2 separate regions of the Mus musculus genome follow, and region 2 is linked to region 1. The links are chromatin loops, found by intact Hi-C in ENCODE. Cell type or tissue: heart. All regions are shown on one strand. Links, peaks and the distances in the headings refer to the core of each region. The heading gives the core; the rest is flanking DNA.

Region 1 (9,080 bases), core at 416-8,415:
ATGGGGGGTTGATTAATTTGAAGTAGGAGGCTCCACTTCTAATCCAGGTTTTTGATGTAGAAAGGCAAGCCTTGAATTCAGATTTTTTTTTGAGCTAGGAAAACCCACCTCTAATCTAGGCCACACCTTCTTCTGGAAACAGAAGGATGCTTTTGTTCTTTGCTCTCACCTTACGAGCACATCCATTCCTTCACTGGCATTGCTTAGAGCTTACTTCTTCAGGATTCCATTGTACACCGAAGACCAGCTGAGTCATTTAGCCTTGTGGACCGAGCAACTACTAGATCCTTGGAGTTTCTTTTCACAGCCAGCCATGGTTGGATTAGCTCGACTTAGCCTTTAAGTCATTCTAATACATCCCCTTTCTATAGATTTCTAGAGTCTAGACTAATACAGATTTTGGTACCAGAAGTGGTTCTAGAGCACTAGAACTGTAAGGGTGAATCTGTTAAGTATCTGAAAGGGGTTTTTCAATTTGCCAACACCCACAGTTACGGAAGCCTTCCAGTTAGTGAAGCCTTTGCTGGGAGCTCAGAGAGGACTAAAAGCTCATACAGTGAACTATTTTACAGACCCAAGGAGATAAACGCATTTGATTATCCCTATTCACCAGTTGTGGGTGGCAATGGGCTTGTTGATTCTGTTTATGAAACTTTTGACAGTTTTGGGAAAAAATAAGGAAAGTGATGATGCTGGTCGGTTGCTCTCAGCATCTCTGGATAAATTGACAAAGGATAGGGATGAGCTTAGTAATGCGCATAAACGCTCTAAGGTTTCCTAAGTGTCCCCTGTGTCCCCTGGAAGAGAGTCTTCTCTCCAGCAGACACAGAGCCCAAGTACACCTTTATAGTTTTACCCCAGGGATATATTAAATCTTCAGTCCTGGGCCAAAAGAGCAGGAGATAGCAACCATTTTGGACTTAGTGGTAACACATATGCACATCAGCGGATGGGAAATAAATCCAACCAGAGATCAAAGGCCTTCTACCTCCATGAAATTCTTAGGAGTCCAGTGGTGTAGGACATGCAGAAATATGCCCGCAGGCCAAAGGAGTTGTTGATGAAAATCATCAAGCCAGTGATGAGGGACCTCTTTATAAGTTGTCAGCCCCAAAGGCCACAGGGTTTACCCTTTCTCTGTTAGTGTCCTTAATTTGTGTTTATGTCCTGTCGGAATTTGTGAATAAGGCATTTGTGGCCTCTTTGTGTGTGCTCGAATGTGTGTGTGTGTGTGTGTGTACACTCTTGAGCATGTGTGCTTATTCTTTGGATTTCATTGTCTAAGATGTCATCTAATTCACTTGAATTGGAGGTCACTACTGTGGAATTAGTAATTTTTGGTAGAATTGTGTTTTCTTTTCTTTTCTTTCTTTCTTTCTTTCTTTCTTTTTTTTTTTTTGAGACAGGGTTTCTCTATATAACCCTGGCTGTCCCGGAACTCACTTTGTAGACCAGGCTGGCCTTGAACTCAGAAATCTGCCTGCCTCTGCCTCCCGAGTGCTGGGATTAAAGGCATGTGCCACCACGTCCGGCTGCGTTTTCTTGATTTGAATGTTTATTATAGTTTTCCAATAAAGCTTCTTTATTTGAGGTTAAATCACCGGTTATTGTTGTTGTTGTTTTTTAAATCATATTGCTCTTTGAAATGGAACTGATTGCAATTTTCAGGTTGTAGTAGGGATGAAGTTTTGGTTAATTCTGCTGCATAATGTTTGGCCCACCAGGTTAACAGGGAAATAGTGTCTGTAATAGTCACTATCCACAGCTAGGCTCATTGTAAAGTGCATTTAAACCCACAAAGTACCATGCCTCAAATACCAATCACTTTAGAAAATAGAGGAACAGTATGACTCTGTTTTGAACAAGTGTATCAACAACATTAGTTACGAGTAGAAAGGAAAAGAAACATAAAGGTGGTCCTGAAGTAGGAGGCATTGAGCTGAGGCGGGTGCAAAGAAGAATCTGAAAGGGGACCAATGATGATGTCCTAGCAGTGTAGACACAGAGATGTCAAGTATACGCGCACCGAACGTTGAAGTAAGTCAATTTGAAGTTGGCTGAATGTCCTGGGCAGGAGAAACCACACTGGAGATGGAGTCCAAGGACTGACTCAGTTCTTCCCGTGTTGATGACAAACAGTAGGCAAGGAAAAAGTAACTACAAGGGGACAGTAGTGACATGAGGGTGCAGAGGAGGGAAGCTTGTTTAAAAGTACAGAATTGCAAGCAGATAACCTAAAGCCGTCCCAGCCATTAGCAGCAGGCTGAGACCAGAGACCCTGAAAACCAGGCCAGCCTGTGTTCCTTGGGGAAATCTCTGAAAGGGAAAATAATACAGAAACGATAGGGAAAGGAACTAGAGAGAAAAGAGGTAAAAATGGAAAGCAGAGAAGGACACAGTCTGCTAATTTGTCAGTAAATATTAAATATTTTTTATAAATGTGAAGAAGAGAGAACTGGGTGGGAGTCTGAAGAGTTGGGGGCTGGAACGCTGGCTTCGTGGTTTAGAGTGCATATTGTTTTTGTAAAGTACCCAAATTCTGTACCAGGACCCACGTTCTGCAGTTTATAAGTCCATCTCCGCGGATTCAGTGCCCTCTTCTGGCCTCCATGGGCATCTGTTCTTGCGTGACATGCACACAGACACACAAACATATTTTTAAAAAAATAATAAATTCTTAAACAAAATCTGTAAATGCCATCTAGTCATCTTGCTGGCTGCGCCTCAAGTCTTTTTAGCTTTCCTATTTTCGCTCCTGTCTTCTAAAATATCACTTAAAATACCTGTCTGCAGGTTCCCTGACATTGTTCCAAGCTTGCACCTTCTTCACCTTCTTCACAGCAGGAATCTATTATCTGTCTACTGCTTCCCACCCCCACCCCCCCACCCCCGGCCTCTTATAACGCTTTCAGCACCCAGAGCAGGCTTACAATTCCAATCTTCTCTCTTCAAGGCTTCCTTTCTGATTTCTACCATTCCTCTGTGAACTTAGTTCTACCTCCGCAGTCAGGCTGGTTCTCCTGATTGCAGGAATGTCTGCCCTGGAAGTCATCTGTGGAGTATTCCAGGTTTATGTGTTCAGAGTCCTGGAGCTCCGCTGCGACCTGCGCAAACTTCCACTTACTGAAGAATCTTTGGAATGCTTCGAATCTTAAGAATGGTTCTGTGTCCTTCCATTCCCAAAATGTTTTGCTCTAGAAGTGACTTTGTGAGGGCAATAGTGGCGAGGTGGGTTCAAGAGAGAATTTGAAAAGAGTAAGCAGAATGGGTAAATCCCCAGCCACAGAGACCTTGGTGACAACCATCGATCACAAAATGAGAGAGAATATTAGAAGCGCAGCCAAATAGGCATAATTCACATCATTCTTTTCAATGCCATTTCTCACTCACGCAAATAGAATTTAGCCGACATCTTTGCTTTGTTAAAGAATAGACTTCTACGTATGTTTAAATCCATGTAAAATATAAAGTATTCATCCCCTTCACACGTAACGCCAGAAGTAGAGTTTGGGAATCCCACCTCCAGTTTAGACCCCAAGTATCAAGCCTTACGTTCGGATTAGAGGTTTGGCGCCACAGTACACTCGAGAGGATGCTTTTTCTGTCATTTAAGCATTGGGAGGCGTGCACGTGACTCACTGGCCAGTAAGAAAAGTTGCTTGGCTGCATAAACTGTCCAATGAGATTTTCAGATGTTGAGAGAGGGCGGGCACAGAAGCGGAGGATGCCACTTCCCGTCCAGCCATTTTAGGCGTTTGTGTCTTCTGTGGAGAGAGACCCGCAGGTTGTTTTCCCCAGTGTCTGTGTTCCATCCACTTACTGCAAGAGCTGCCGGAGAACAGCAGGACACCCGGTGATTGGAAATGGTACGTGCGGCCAGGCGTCCCGGCTGCGGGGAGGGCGCCGCTAGAAGCGGAGGCGGCAGTGGGGACGCGGCCTTCCAGGGCAGCTGAGTCTGCATCTCATCTGCTCTGCTGGGCCGCGCTGCCCGGGTCCCTCTGGGTGGAGCTGGGCCATCAGGCAGAGCTGCGGTCCTGTCCTTTGCTAAGAGCTCAGTGCTGCGGCCATGGCCTCCCTAGGCATCCGGGCACCCGCAGCGACGCGGCTCCGCAGCCTGGGCGGTGGCGGCAGCGTCGCGGTGAGACACGGGACCCTGGAATTCGTGTGTGTGTGTGTGTGTGTGTGTGTGTGTTGGGGGGCAGGGAAGCCGCAGGGTGTGGTGACCTTGTGTCCTGGGCGTGTTGTCATAAACAGGGGGGACAAGTTTGTGTGTTTCCAATGCCAGAATTTATCGAATAATTAATAATTCACAAGTCATGTGTATTTCGTTAATAATTAATCCAGTAGTCCCGATTTTGCTAACCAGCCATTGGCAATCAACGCGTTTTTATATAACAATCTAATTGCTAACGTTAACTGGAAGATCACACATGAACATTTCACACAAAAACATACAAAATGTGCAGATCACAGAATGACTAAGAGCCAAAGTGGTTGAGTTTAGAGTCTGTCCTGAAGTAGGAGGCATTGAGCTGAGGCGGGTGCAAAGAAGAATCTGAAAGGGGACCAATGATGATGTCCTAGCAGTGTAGACACAGAGATGTCAAGTATACGCGCACCGAACGTTGAAGTAAGTCAATTTGAAGTTGGCTGAATGTCCTGGGCAGGAGAAACCGCACTGGAGATGGAGTCCAAAGGACTGACTCAGTTCTTCCCTGTGGGTAAGTGTGACAGTTGCCTGCCATCCTTTGGGCTTGGGGATGCTCCTTCGTAGTGCCAGGTGAGGGGATTATATGTTGTATACTTTGTGTGGTGTTTCTAATACAATTTGGTATATTTTTAGTTGTTGATATTGTCAGTTTGTCCCTCCTAGTTTTCTAGGAGATAGTGGGCCTTTTTTTTTTTTTTTTTTTTTTGCTTGCGTAAACAAGTTGTACTGCCCTTCCTTTTTCGGGGGAGGGGCTTTGAGTAACTAGTCCAGGTTGTTATTTAATAAAATGGAGTCATTCTAGGCTTGACGTTGTTGGAAAGCAGATATTCCCTACGGTATCACTGAGTGGTCTGCCCTGGCTTCCTCACTCTTGTCACTCACAGATTCAAGGGGAAGCTGTCTTTAAATTCCATGACCTGTGCCTGTAAGTCAGTGAATCTTAGCATTTCTACCTTCTTCTGCTCTTCCTAAACTCACTGGATAGGCGTAGCCATACACATGCGTGCGGCTGGAGTCTGGCTCTGTCATAACGGCTGCTGCCTTCAGATCTTTCTACACATTGACTTTTGTTTTTATATTTTATTTTTTAGTTGTTGTGTATATGTGTGGTGTGTGTGTGTGTGTGTGTGTGTGTGTGTGTTTCCTGCATGCTCCAGCTTGCATGTTTAGAGGTCAGAGAAAGAAGAATGCAGTGACTAATCTCTCCTTTACATGGGTTCCCAGGATTGAACTCAGGACATTATACTTCTGCAGCCAAATGTCTTCACCTGCTGAGTCATTTTTCCGTTCCCTACACATTATTTTAAAAGGCAGAGCCCTGATAGAGGTAGGCCTTACTGGATGTGAGCGCAATCTTGGGTTAGAAAACCCTAAATGTTAGGTTATAAAGTGCCCAATGGTTACCCTGAACAGGGCCTTCCTAACTCTTAGGGAAGACAGGAGTACGCAAGTATACACAGTAGTTACCAGAAGGCCCTAGAGCCTGGAGTGGTTTATTAAGGTGGCATACACTCTCAGTTTTTTCCTTATATAAGCTGGCTGCTTTGTCTAGGCCATCACCAGCTCCTGGCATCCACCTGGAATATACATTATATATATACATTACACACATACACACATATATACATTATATATATATATATATATATATATACACACACATTTTATTTTATATGGACTCAGTGGGGTGGTACCCCACTCATCTTGTTACTGTGAGTGGCTGCAGAGAGAATAGAATGTTAGAATCCAGCAAACGCTTAGGAAGTAACATGTCTAGCGCCTTCCCCCTCACAGATACTGACAACCACCTTACTAAGAGATTGTCAGAATTGCTAGCTAATAGACTTCCAGGTGCCAGGATTTTCCACCCAGAGAAGTCAGTTTACATTAGTGGGTACTAGTGGCCACACCCCCTTCTCCCCACCCTCTTCACTCCCCTGCCTCCTGCCAGGTAACCTGAGAGCCTGCTCCTAGTCTGGCTCCTGCTCTGAAACTAATTCCATCCCCAGGAAGCTGTAAGAGCACCTCTTCCAGGCAGATCCACATTCATTCCGTTCTTTAGAACTAAGGCCACTGCTGCCTGCCTGCCTGCTTCACAGAATCTCAGTCTCAGAACATTTCAGACATCTTACAGAATAAGGGCCGAGATAATGATCACCTGGGAAACAGACCAAGACTCTTTCTGTGTGCATCTTGTGTTTTGTCTTAATCCTTTCTCGTTTCTATTATTACTGGGGTGTTTTGTTTTGTTGTTTTTTAAAATTGAAGTATGTGCCAGATCCCCAAAGTCAGATCTGGTATGATCAGACCCTTCCATTTGTTCTCTGAAAAAGCTAGGTTGATTTATAGAACTGCTGTTCCTTTGCTCTCATTACCGTGTCTCTAATCGGCAGTTTGTGATTGCTGGTCAATCTGTCACGATTGCCAGAATCAGGATATTGGGTTTTACATTTTTGAGTTACTTATGAACTAGGAAATATTTGGACTAATTCAACTGGCTTAATTTATGTGAGCACTTATTCATCTCCTCAGCCAATTTGTTGTCATACAACAATATGAAAATGCAAGCATGTGTAGACACTATCCTCATCTAGCCATATACAGCTTTAAATAGAAAATGTTATAGCACTTATTTCTAGTTATCATTTGTCAGTCATAAGCTAAACTGTTAATTACTGTTTTATTTGTATTTGTGTGTGTGTGTCTGTCTGTCTACTAAACATGTCTGAATGCCCAAGAAGGCCAGAAGGGGTGTCAGATTTTTCTGGAGCTGAAGTAACAGGTGGTTGTGAGCTGCCTGACTCGGGTCTTTGGGAAGAGCGTGAAGAACTCTTGACAACTCTTAAGCTCCTGTGTATCTTTTCTTTTTTCTTTTTGTATCTTTTCTATCATTAAATAATTTCCCCCACATCTGTACTTTTATAAATATGACTTTAAACATAAACAACACACAAACTTTAAGACCTTTTTTTTAAAAAGATTTATTGATTATTATATGTAAGTACACTGTAGCTGTCTTCAGACACTCCAGAAGAGGGCGTCAGATCTCATTGAGGATGGTTGTGAGCCACCATGTGTTTGCTGGGATTTGAACTCACGACCTTCGGAAGAACAGTCAGTGCTCTTAACCACTGAGCCATCTCTCCAGCCCTTTAAGGCCTTTTAAAATTGTATATTTGTTTTTTCTTTGAAAATGTCTCACCATACATTCAGTGTATTTGGATTAAATTGATCCTGTAATCCCACCCTCCCAGTCTCCTCCCAGCCCTACTGCACTATATCTGCCTCCCAACTTCATGTACTCTTTCGTGAACCCACCAAGTCTAATTAGTGTTTCCAGTATGTTTGTGGGTGTTGGGTCATCCACTGAAGCATCAGCAACCTGGCAGGAGCAGCATTTCTAAAGAACACTGATTCTCCCTCCTCTGACGTCATCAGTTGCCAATAAGTCCTCTGTTGGGAGTTGTGCTTTGTTAGTGTTTCCCATTGATTCTGAAATTTTGACTGGTTTCATCTTGTGCTGTTTTTAAGCAAGCCACCACAGCTGCTCTGAGTTGGTGGATGCAGCAGCCCTGTTGTGTGTGCGCGGAAAACATGACTTCCTGTAGTCTCCCCTGACCTCTCACTCCTGCAGTGTTTTCTCTCCTTCTTTCGTAATGATTCTAGAGCCTTGTGGGGAACAGGATCTCATTTAGAGCTGAGCTCTCCACAGTCAGTATCTCTGCATTTTGATCAATTGTGGGTCTCTGTATTAACTTCACGAAGAGTCAGGCTTCTTTGATTAGGGTAGAAAGTTACACTAATCTATTTATTGGTGTTACTGTAAGTATTTAGAAGAAGTTTTAGCAGAATAATAGCATTAAATTCTCCCCTAAGGCCTATGACCTAGCCAGCTGTCGGCTTTTGGTCCAGTTAACAGTGCTAGCTATGGAATCCATCTTGTGGAGCAGGCTGTGAATTCAGTCAGAGAGTGGTTGGTTGTTACCATTACATTGGTGCCACACTTGGGCCAGCAGGTGTGTCTTGCCAGGCAAGTCATTATATTATAGGTTGGAGTGTTCAAAGCTATGTAAGACTATGCCCTAGCAACCTGCACAGCACCTTTGGTATTGTGAAAGCTAGCCGACAGGGATGAGGATTCCGTGTAAGTACCAATGTCTTGTCTTGTGACTCAAGTGTGAGGTGTGTTCAGCAATAGGGTCTTATCATCAAGTTCTGGTGGGTAGCCAAGAGCAGTGGTGGTACCCTGTGTTGTAAAACTAAAGTCTTGACAACACAGAGCCTCCCCTCATCTCTAAGCAGGCAACAACATATGGGTTTTAAAATAAATTTTCTGGTTTTATTCTCCTACACTGGCCGAGGCAAGAAACTTGGGGAAAACTGCTGGTTTTGTTTGTATCACAGAGGAGAGAAAACAAATATGCAAGTGATTGTGAGCTTAAGCAATTATATGTTAGAATTTATCTGAAAGAAAATGCAAGATATGCTATTTAATTCTTCACTAAGACATGGTCCATTCTGAGATTACATAGAGAGTACATTTAGCTATCTGCTGGAGGTTACGGGTTGTTGTGGCTGCATCTTCCGAAAAGGCAATTAAACTTGAACCTATTAGACACATTTTGGGTCAAACCAGTATAAAGGCAATATATCAAGCAATATAAAGGAAGTGCACCAAGAGACATTTTAAAACTTAGACATTAGCGCAAAGATTATTGGAAAAAGAGATATTTAGGGAATAAAGTATTAGGGTTTTTATTCTCTGCCATAAGTTTAATGTCATATGTATGGATGCTTTTTTGGCTTGTATGTGCATGTACCACATGTGTGTAGTATTCACAGAAAAGGACATTCAGTCCCCTTGACCTGG
Region 2 (9,080 bases), core at 810-8,809, 300 kb before region 1:
GGTTAAGAGCACCGGCTGATCTTCCAGAGGAACTAAGTTTGACTCCCAGCACCCACAAGGCAGCTAGCTCATAGCCATCTGTAACTCCAATCCCAGAAGAAAGAGGATCTTCTGGTCTCTGAGGTCACCAGGTATGCATGCAGTGCACACACATGCGCACAGGGAAACTACCCATACATATAAAATAAAATTATAAAAAAGAAAAAAAAATCCAAATGCCCATTAAGTCCCAAAACTGTATGGCTGAATCGAACAGTGAAAAAATACTAAGCGAACTTCTGAATGGTCTGTTCTTCCTCCAATATGCTGCTCCTTTCACACCTGCCGTCTCTGACCCGCTCGCAGTAAAATCAGCACACAATCTTTCCGTTATAGTCACCCAAAGATCAGGATGCCTTCAGGCCAAAGTCCCCTCCCTTTTGTTTTCTTTCTCTACACTAGTTACTTGGGGTGGAATATATAAGTGTTAGGCCCTTTTCTGCCTAATTCCTGGACTGCATGAAGGCCTTAAGAGTTGGGGCTTATCGCTATTGCAATGCTTTTCGCATTCAAGTCTTCCTCCAATTAGTATGCAATCTTAAAATCATCATGAATGAATGACCTGTCAAAGGACAGTAACAAAGACGTCAGAGCGAAGCACACTTGTCCTCCTCACACAGCTCAGTTACATATGGATTCTTTCTAATGAGTTGGGCAGTGTGAGGAGGCGCCTGGATACATTAAGATTTCTTTTCCACTCTATACATCACTAGACTGCAGCCGTAAGCTGCAGACGAGCCTCCTCAATAATTTGAAAGGTTCCCAGGAAAACAACTGCCGCAGAAAGCAGAGACGCAAACCTAACCCCACAGCAGCTCCAGTCCACAGTCCTACATTAAAGGCGAAAGCCCCACAGGATCACCACAACGTGAGGGGACCTGGCATAGCGAGGGCGGAGCTGCCGACAGGAAACCGGGTGAAAGAGCGATGGAGTCCCACAGCCCAGGGAGCAGAAGGATTCTCTCAAGCCCCACCAGCACCCGGGGGAGGGGGCGGTGTCAGCCTCAGATGTTGACTTACGGGAGGTCCGCCCACTTCACACACCCGACTCAAGCTCACCATGTCTGTGTCCGGAGCCTCCTGCAGCCTCACCCCCGCTCCTGAGGTCGAAGGTCTTCTGGCCACGGTGCCTGAGCCCCCAAGACTTTCTCAGCTGACAGGATCGCTGCACTAGTATGGCGCGCCAGTAAGAAAGATGGCGGGCAAAGAACTTCCGCCCCGCCCATCCATGTTCCTGAACTGATAGTTCCCACATCTTATACCTGCTTCCAAGGCTTCTAGCTAGCCTGGGGCCTGTTTCTTCTTGACCACAAGAACTAAATGGCTGGACTCTATTGCTGAAAACAACACACCCTTTGATTGCAGGAAACAGAAAAATCAAGCCAGAACCTTGCAGCAGAGATGAAAGTGTCCTAGCCAGCTGTGAACCCTGTAATCCGCAATATCAATCAGCCGGTTGGTATAAAAGTGGCATGGAAGTTATGGTGGTGACGAACAATTATCTGATTGTATTTGAGGCCCTCCCTCCAGAAGGGAACTCCAAAGCCCTTGGGTGGAAAGGTCATAGGCCCTAACCTATCGTTGTTTTGCTCTATGGACCCGATGTCAAGCTGTCTTATAAATATTAATGTTTATACTGATAGATTAGTGCTGCTGTCAAGAAGATTAGTGCTGGCCAAAGAGGTTTCTCTGTGCAGTGGGTGATGTTTAATACAGAAATTCATAAACAGTCCAAGTCCTGAATATAAGTAACTCTTGAATACTTGCCCCTGTCACCCAATCCAAGGCATGGAGAACATCATAAAAGAAGAAAAGAGAAAATACAAACATTGGAGGATGGGAAGCAATGTTGTGAGTGCTGTGTTCTGGACATGATACAGCTGTTGAGCTTGTGAACTCCAAGCAGCTATAGTTGCCTGCACAATGGGGCCTCCCCAACATCCCGTTGTCAGGCCCCACTGTTCCTGAGGAACTATTTAGAGGTCAATGGCTTGCTGGAGAAGAGTCAGTGTTTTCAGAAGTGTAGCCACTGATAAACTGGCCATGCTTCAGTAAATAACTCTCAGCCACGTTCACTAAGGTAACCATGATTAGCATCCTAAGGTCACAAATGAACAAAGCAGTGACGGCAGGAGGGGAGCTGAGGTGAGAGCAGGTTCTGCAGAAGGGGGTGGGGTAACCAAGTACAACAGCAGGTGGGAAAGATCAAAATACATGTCCACAAGTGTGTATAAAAAGGAAGAAAAGAAGCGCAGAACTCATCAGTATCTGAAGGAGGTATGTTTCAAGACCTGTAGTGGAAGACTAAAATAGTGGCAAGTAGTTAGCCTAACCACTATGGTTTTCCCTATACAGACATGTGAGAAATGTTAATTTGCTAACTAGACACAAGAAGGTATTTACAACAACATATAATGGTGAACTCGAACTATAATCGCAATATATAATGAGTCAGTTTCTGTCTCAATGCCATGGTGCACCACACTCACCTTTCTTCGTGGGCTGATGTGAAGTCACATAGCTGCTATATGATGAGATTATATGAGGTGAATGATGCACTAGCAGAGCTGCATATGTCATGATGTTACTCAGATCTACCCACAATTTAAAGTTACAAATATTTACGTCTAGAAGACTTCATTTAATGTTTTCAAACACCTGTTAAACTGAAACTCCAGAATCTATACCGAAAGTAAGTAGTTTGACCAGAAGATACTAGCCATGCTCAAAGCTCACAAAACTTGGGTAGAGTTGTCTAAAACCCTCTGGGAGATGAAGCAAATACTTTAGTTGTCATGTATTGAGCAACTGTCCTTGTGACTGCCACAGAGCTATCCTGTATGCAGGTGACTCTTTATCTGTGAGGTCTTAAGGGTAACCCTTCTTCCATGGACTTTACTGTTAAAGACTGCAGCAGCCTCACTCCCTCAATTTCCCTGGGCTTTTTCTGCTTTGTGGGGTCTGTGATACCTCTGCTCCTACCATACAATTTTGCCTTGGCTTTAGGAGTGCTGGAGAGATTTCTTGGAATATACAGGGGGGAAAAATCTACTCTTCTTTCTATTCTGTGGACCTGGAGTATTAGAACCGTATACTGAGATTTCTTTCTGTCGTCTCATCAGTAGGCAGAAGGGAAACACTGACTCATTTAAGCACAACAGGGTGAAAAGAGATTTACTGTGGCCTTAGTCAGCCTCAAGGTTATTTAGTACCCTGATCTGCCTCCCCTACATTAAATTCTTCTGTATCAAGGGCACGGCATGTTGATGTATTCCTATAACCTTATCACTTAGGAGGCTGAGGAAGGACTGTTACTTTGTGTCCAGCCTGGGCTACATAATGAGATTTTTTGTCTTAAAATAAAACAAACAAAAATATATCACCATAAACAACATGAACAAAATAACCCATGCTTTTGCAAATACAGGAAGGAAAGCTTTGAAGCTCTGCAAACTGCCTTTCAGGTCATTTTCCCACATCTTTCGTGGATATCACCAGGCTTCCTTCTAGCCCATTCTACAGGTAAGGTGGCTTAGTCATCACTTGCTATTCTCCTCAAAGCATACTTTATTATATTTTAGAATGGTTGGGCAGAGTTCTTTTCTGCAGCGATAGACGATAGACTGTAACCTGGACTTGTGAAGTAAATAAACCATATTTTCAAGTTACTTTTTTTTTTTCCTCTTTGAGACAGGGTCTATGTCCTAACTGGCCTTCAATTCGTCATCATGTCGTATGGGCTGGTGTAGTGGTCATGTGTTAACATGCCCATCTACCTGTACTTTACAGGAGGCGTCTCGCTGAGGAGACAGAAGTACAGGATTCTGCAAGAGATGGGGCTGCCCGCCGGGGTCCTGCCACCTAGAGTGCAGAGAAACCCTGAGTCCCGCAGCACCCAAAGCAATGTAGGACTGAGGATGTAGGACTGAGGCATCTACCCGGGGAACACCCGGCGCCCCTTACATTGCCCCGACGTTCGCCTCGTCTGCTCCCGGGCCCTCTTGTAGTTTCAAGAAGGCTCCAGAGGTCAGCTGTCCCGGAGCCAAAGAGGCTTAACCGTACCCGCTGCCCTCTCAGCTGACCAGACCGTGCCAGGAAGAAAGATGGCGGGTGAGGCATATCCGCTTTCTGCCGGCGTTCCTGATTGGACAGCTGGCCGTAAGGACACTTACCATAGCTGAGCCCAAGGCTTGCTGGGGCCTTAGGAATGATCCTGGTGTTGGCAGCCACACAACACGGACCCTGAACGGATACCTGTGACTCCCTCAGCTGGCAGAACTCTATCACCACAATAGTCTGGCAAGTAAGAGAAGGCCGGTGAGGAACGTCCGCTTCACCAATCGGCGCTTCTGATTGGATAGCTCGTGCTGTGCTCCGTGGTACTAATTGGATAAGCGATCAGACACCCCCCCCCCAACCCCCCCACCCCCCCCCCCCCCACACACACACACATTAGAGCTTGGTGGTAAACTCTTAATTTAATAAGTGGGGCACACATGCCATATTGCAGCCAAAGCTCTCATGGCCCGGGCAGAAATCCACTCTTTTTTCTTTTTTTTTTTCTTTTTTTTTTTTGTTTTTTGTTTTGTTTTGTTTTTCGAGACAGGGTTTCTCTGTATAGCCCTGGCTGTCCTGGAACTCACTTTGTAGACCAGACTGGCCTCGAACTCAGAAATCTGCCTGCCTCTGTCTACCAAGTGCTAGGATTAAAGGTGTGCACCACCACGCCCCGCATCCGCTCATCTTGATAACTGCATTTAAAAAGAATTTAGACTTGGTTTTTCCAAAGAAGAGCTTTCCCACTTCCCCCTGGAAACTAAGTCTGGAGTCTGCTTATTTAAAGTCAGATTTAGTTAGTGTACCATGGACAGAACCTTAGAGAAAGGGTACCTAGGCCTGCCACAGAGATAAAGGGATACCCAGCCAGGGCAGGTCCACTGGTCTAATGTCACCCATGAGAAACTTGAGATGATGTAGTCTGCATGATAGCAAAAGCTTTCCCCTTCCTTTTCACTCAGTCCATACATTTTTCAGCCAAGAAAAGAGAAATATACCAAGAGAATATACCAAGAGAAAACAGTTATGAATATGAAAAGTGCGGTTACATAGTAGCAGTCATAAGGTTCTCTAGGGACACAGGAATCAGTTCGTTTGCTCTGCCAATTAAAGCATTTTTATTCAAATTTTAAAGAAAAAATCCCAGGGAAGCAAAGTTGTAAGTCACTGCATCTGCTGGGATAGGGACCATTGCCTGGGAACAGGCACTGCAAGTTCAGCAACATGGAATAGATATATTTACCCCAAAAGATGGGCCTATCAGTTTTCCTGTCTTTGTTCAAACTGAACATCCCTAAGTTAGAAAGACTCTTCAAAGTTTCCGGATCTCTGCCTTTCTGTGTCCCCACCCCCCACCCCACCCCCACCTTCTTGTACATTTGTTTCTTTACTACTAGGAAGAGCTGTTCTTTAGTTGATTCTGCCTGCAGGGTCTGAGATTTCCCCTGTTGCTACCTGTTGCGCTGAGATTTTTTTTTTTTTTTTTTTTTACTCTTAATTCTTTAAGTGGCAGAGAAAACAAACCCTATCAAGATGGTAACAAACACGTATTTAGTAGGTTATGACCACTATCTGAAATTTTTTTAAAAAAAGTTATATCTGTCTCAGTTCATGGGTCAGAAAGGTGAGCTGACCCATCTGAACCTCAGAGAGGCTGATATGGTCTACACTAGGGAGTAGGAATTCGGTTAGGAAAAACAGCATCTTGTTAAAGGGATAATTTTCTGCATACGTCTTTAGCACAACTTAAGGTGAGCCCACCTTCCTAGGAATGTTCCTAACTTTCAGAGGTATGGTCCCCTGGTCAGGTTATTGACAGGCCCAAGTGAATTAACTTTTATATTTTAGATAGCTTGGAATGTTAGGCCAGAGATTTTATTTCATTGACCAGAGGAACTAGGTTTTTTTTTTTTTTTCCTAGTAGTCCTTTATTGCTGCTGTCCAGTTCTAAACAGTAGCCCTAATATTATTTAGGAAATGGGCTGAAATTGGATGTGTTGAGCATTTAGATCTGTAAAGTCCAAAGCTGTTCACCACAAGAGGTTAATGACATCCGGGTGGGAGTTTTCATTTTCACCCTTACATATACTCTTCAAAGTAGGGGGCTCACTTAGGGGAAGGTAAGAAACCAGATTCCCTTCCAGCATTCCTGACTCAAGACCTAAGGACATCACTGATGCTTTGGAACTAGGAGTTGGATAGCTCCTTGGCTGGCAGACAGACAAGGGAACGAGGCTTTAGATAAATTAATAGATTTTTCACTTAAACATTTAAGGTGAATAAATTCCTGACTGGTCTCCCTCTCCAAGACAAAGACTTTAGTGGACTTTTCTCCACCATCTGTGACCAGAACCTCTCCAGCATCCGGAACCTGAGAGGGTGAGGAGAGTTGAATGCCAAGATTAGCATCTTTGTTTCCTTTCCTCTCTTATTATGTATCCTTGGCTGTCCTGGGAGTTCCTTTGTGGAACAGCTTGCCTCAAACTCAGAGAACCACCTGCCTCTGCTTCCTAAATCCTGGGAATAGATATGCACCACCTTGCCCACCTGTTTGTTTTATCCACTGTGACAATGGTCCAGGATTTGTCTGTTTGATACTACCATTAAAAGTACAACTGGGTAGGTAGTGGTATTCTTTGGGCCTCATGCTCAAGGGAATGTCTTGTCTACATCAAATAGACAGAAGAATTTGATAGCAGTAAGGGCATAGAAGAAGTAAAGAACAGCAGAAAAGTAGAGAGCCAGGTTCACTAGTGGCTCTGAGGGAACCACAGTGGGAAAGAACCTATTATCCCACCCAGACTCACATCATTACCCAGAGATGGGTTCAGGTATTTAGCTTTCAGAGAACATTTGGTTTATCTTCCCTTTCCATATTGCTGTGTTGCTGCTTGCATCTCACAGAGATGGGTTCTAAACTTCAAAACCCTTTCCACGCTGGGGTTTTGTCCTGATGATCAAATTGTAAAACTGGACACAAGCAGTGTTTGAAAATGGCAGGAAAGTGCAATGACATCAAGCCTCCTTTATTCCTGGAACTGGAGTGGGTTCCTGAGGGTGTTCCAGGCAGGTCACAGAGGAGAACTTAGGGAAAAGCTGCCACAGTGCCGGCTGGTATCAGAGCCCTGTCTAAATCGACCATTCTCTCCCTGTAGTCCCAGCAGAGCTAGTAGGTGAAAAAGAGAGGGGGGGGTGTGGAGGTTGGTAAAAAAAATTAGAGCAGAGTGCAAAAGGTGGGATACAGCATTGGGTCCCCTGAGTAACCATGTAAGCATTTTTTTTTTTTTTTGGTTTATCGAGTCAGGGTTTCTCTGTATAGCCCTGGCTGTCCTGGAACTCACTTTGTAGACCAGCCTGGCCTCGAACTCAGAAATCTGCCTGCCTCTGCCTCCCGAGTGCTGGGACTAAAGGCGTGTGCCACCACGCCCGCCGCATAGTTGTTTTTACTAGGACCATCACAGCCAGTCCTAATGGACACCATCGTCTCTGGCCATGTGGCATGTATAAGTCAATGTGTCCTTGAAGCATGAGTCTAAGAGGGGAGGAATCTTGGCCCTGCACATTTCCCAGGTTTGACTGGGATTGTCAATCTGTTCAGTCCTCCCAGTTTAAAGTTACAAACTCTCTAGGGCAGCTATGTCAATCTAAGGTGTGGTGGGCCTAACGGTTTGTGGCCAATTCACATGCTTGTTTGCCTTGACTAGATATCCTGTTGTACAGGAGAGAGTTTTCAGTCCTCTTCGCTGCCAAACACCATAAACCCCTGGACACAAGAGGATGACTTAAAGGCTCTTGTGGAAACTTGATAACTATTTTCAAGTGTTCAAGAAAGGAAGGAATACATGCTATAATGGATGCTGTTACTAAGGAAGAAATCTGAAGGCATTCTTATTTGACCTAGCTGGTTGTTATGTTTGCAATTCTGATTTTATAGAGTGTACTCACAGTAATTTCTAGGTTCTTGTCTCCAAGCAATGATTTGGACTGAGACCCCTGGATAATACAGAAGACAGTTTATTCAAGTAGAAATGCAAATGAAGTTGGAAATGTGCCAGTGAGACCTAGGTCCAAGTTCCAAGAGATTGAGTTGGAGACAATCCTTTTATGAATCTCCTACATATGCATTTGGTACACAGGCAGTTTTATTGCATATAGCTAGCAGCCAGAAAGATTACCAGATTCTTGTCTTAATCTTAAAAACTAGATTTGTGTGTTTTTGCCTGCATGTATGCAAATATACCACATATGTGCCTAGCGCTCAAGTGGGTGCTGGACCTGAACTTCAATCCTCTGCAAGAACAGTGCTCTTAGCCACTGAATCTTCTCTCCAGCTCTCTCATGATAATCTTGATGCTTCTGAAATCTCTCCCTACACCCTATCCTTTTACTTCAAATAAGTCACTATAACTGATGCTGTCTCTTCCTAGACTCCTATTTTCCTGGTTAGACCTACAGAGGAAATTCAAAAAATAGTACAACCATACTGAGAAGTGTATTAATACTCTTAACTGGGACAAGGCTGATCATGGATTTCTAGCAATCTTTGTTGGGAGTTTTTCTTGTTAAAATGCTGTGGAACAAATACATTAGACAGGAAATATCTTCTATTTTCTTAATCTGGGGAAGTAATATGTAGTATACTGTGCTGTTGCTGGATGCTACTAGCTAACATCATGAGAAAGTATACTGAGATTCTACCTCACAGCAGTCAGAATGGCTAAGATCAAAAACCCAGGTGACAGAAGATGCTGGCGAGGATGTGGAGAAAGAGGAACACTCCTCCATTATTGGTGGGATTGCAAGCTGGTACAACCACTCTGGAAATCAGTCTGGTGGTTCCTCAGAAAATTGGACATAGTATTACCTGAGGACCCAGCTATACCACTCATGAGCATATACCCAGATGATGTTCCAACGTTGTAATAAGGATACATGCTCCACTATGTTCATAGCAACCTTATTTAGAATATCCAGAAGCTGGAAAG

The links. Hi-C counts contacts between places; a loop is a spot of excess contacts. Peaks named below come from ENCODE experiments on the same cell type or tissue, not always from the same donor. Only the 100,000 strongest peaks of a DNase experiment are listed, where the experiment ranks them.
Region 2: a loop joins it to region 1, with 2.0 times the contacts of the local background. A loop is called at or near these places in 2 of 42 quality-filtered maps.

What each region holds. Positions count from the first base shown.
Region 1 is chr17:32,782,924-32,792,003 of GRCm38, reverse strand. Zfp871 (zinc finger protein 871) reads left to right here and starts at 3,717. Exons shown (of 4, transcript NM_172458.3): 1 at 3,717-3,866. The coding sequence starts at 3,864. Gm17115 (predicted gene 17115) reads right to left here and starts at 3,610. Exons shown (of 2, transcript NR_168031.1): 1 at 2,931-3,610; 2 at 1,565-2,617. In heart, for the core only: no CTCF peak of the experiment used is centred there; a DNase peak (open chromatin) is centred at 3,683; H3K4me3 peaks cover 2,662 bases; H3K27ac peaks cover 1,708 bases.
Region 2 is chr17:33,084,611-33,093,690 of GRCm38, reverse strand. It overlaps Zfp563 (zinc finger protein 563), which reads right to left and starts at 4,324. Exons shown (of 4, transcript NM_001024950.2): 1 at 4,212-4,324. The coding sequence starts at 4,214. In heart, for the core only: a CTCF peak has its summit at 4,280 (motif pointing left); DNase peaks (open chromatin) are centred at 1,110 and 4,310; H3K4me3 peaks cover 2,141 bases; H3K27ac peaks cover 1,844 bases.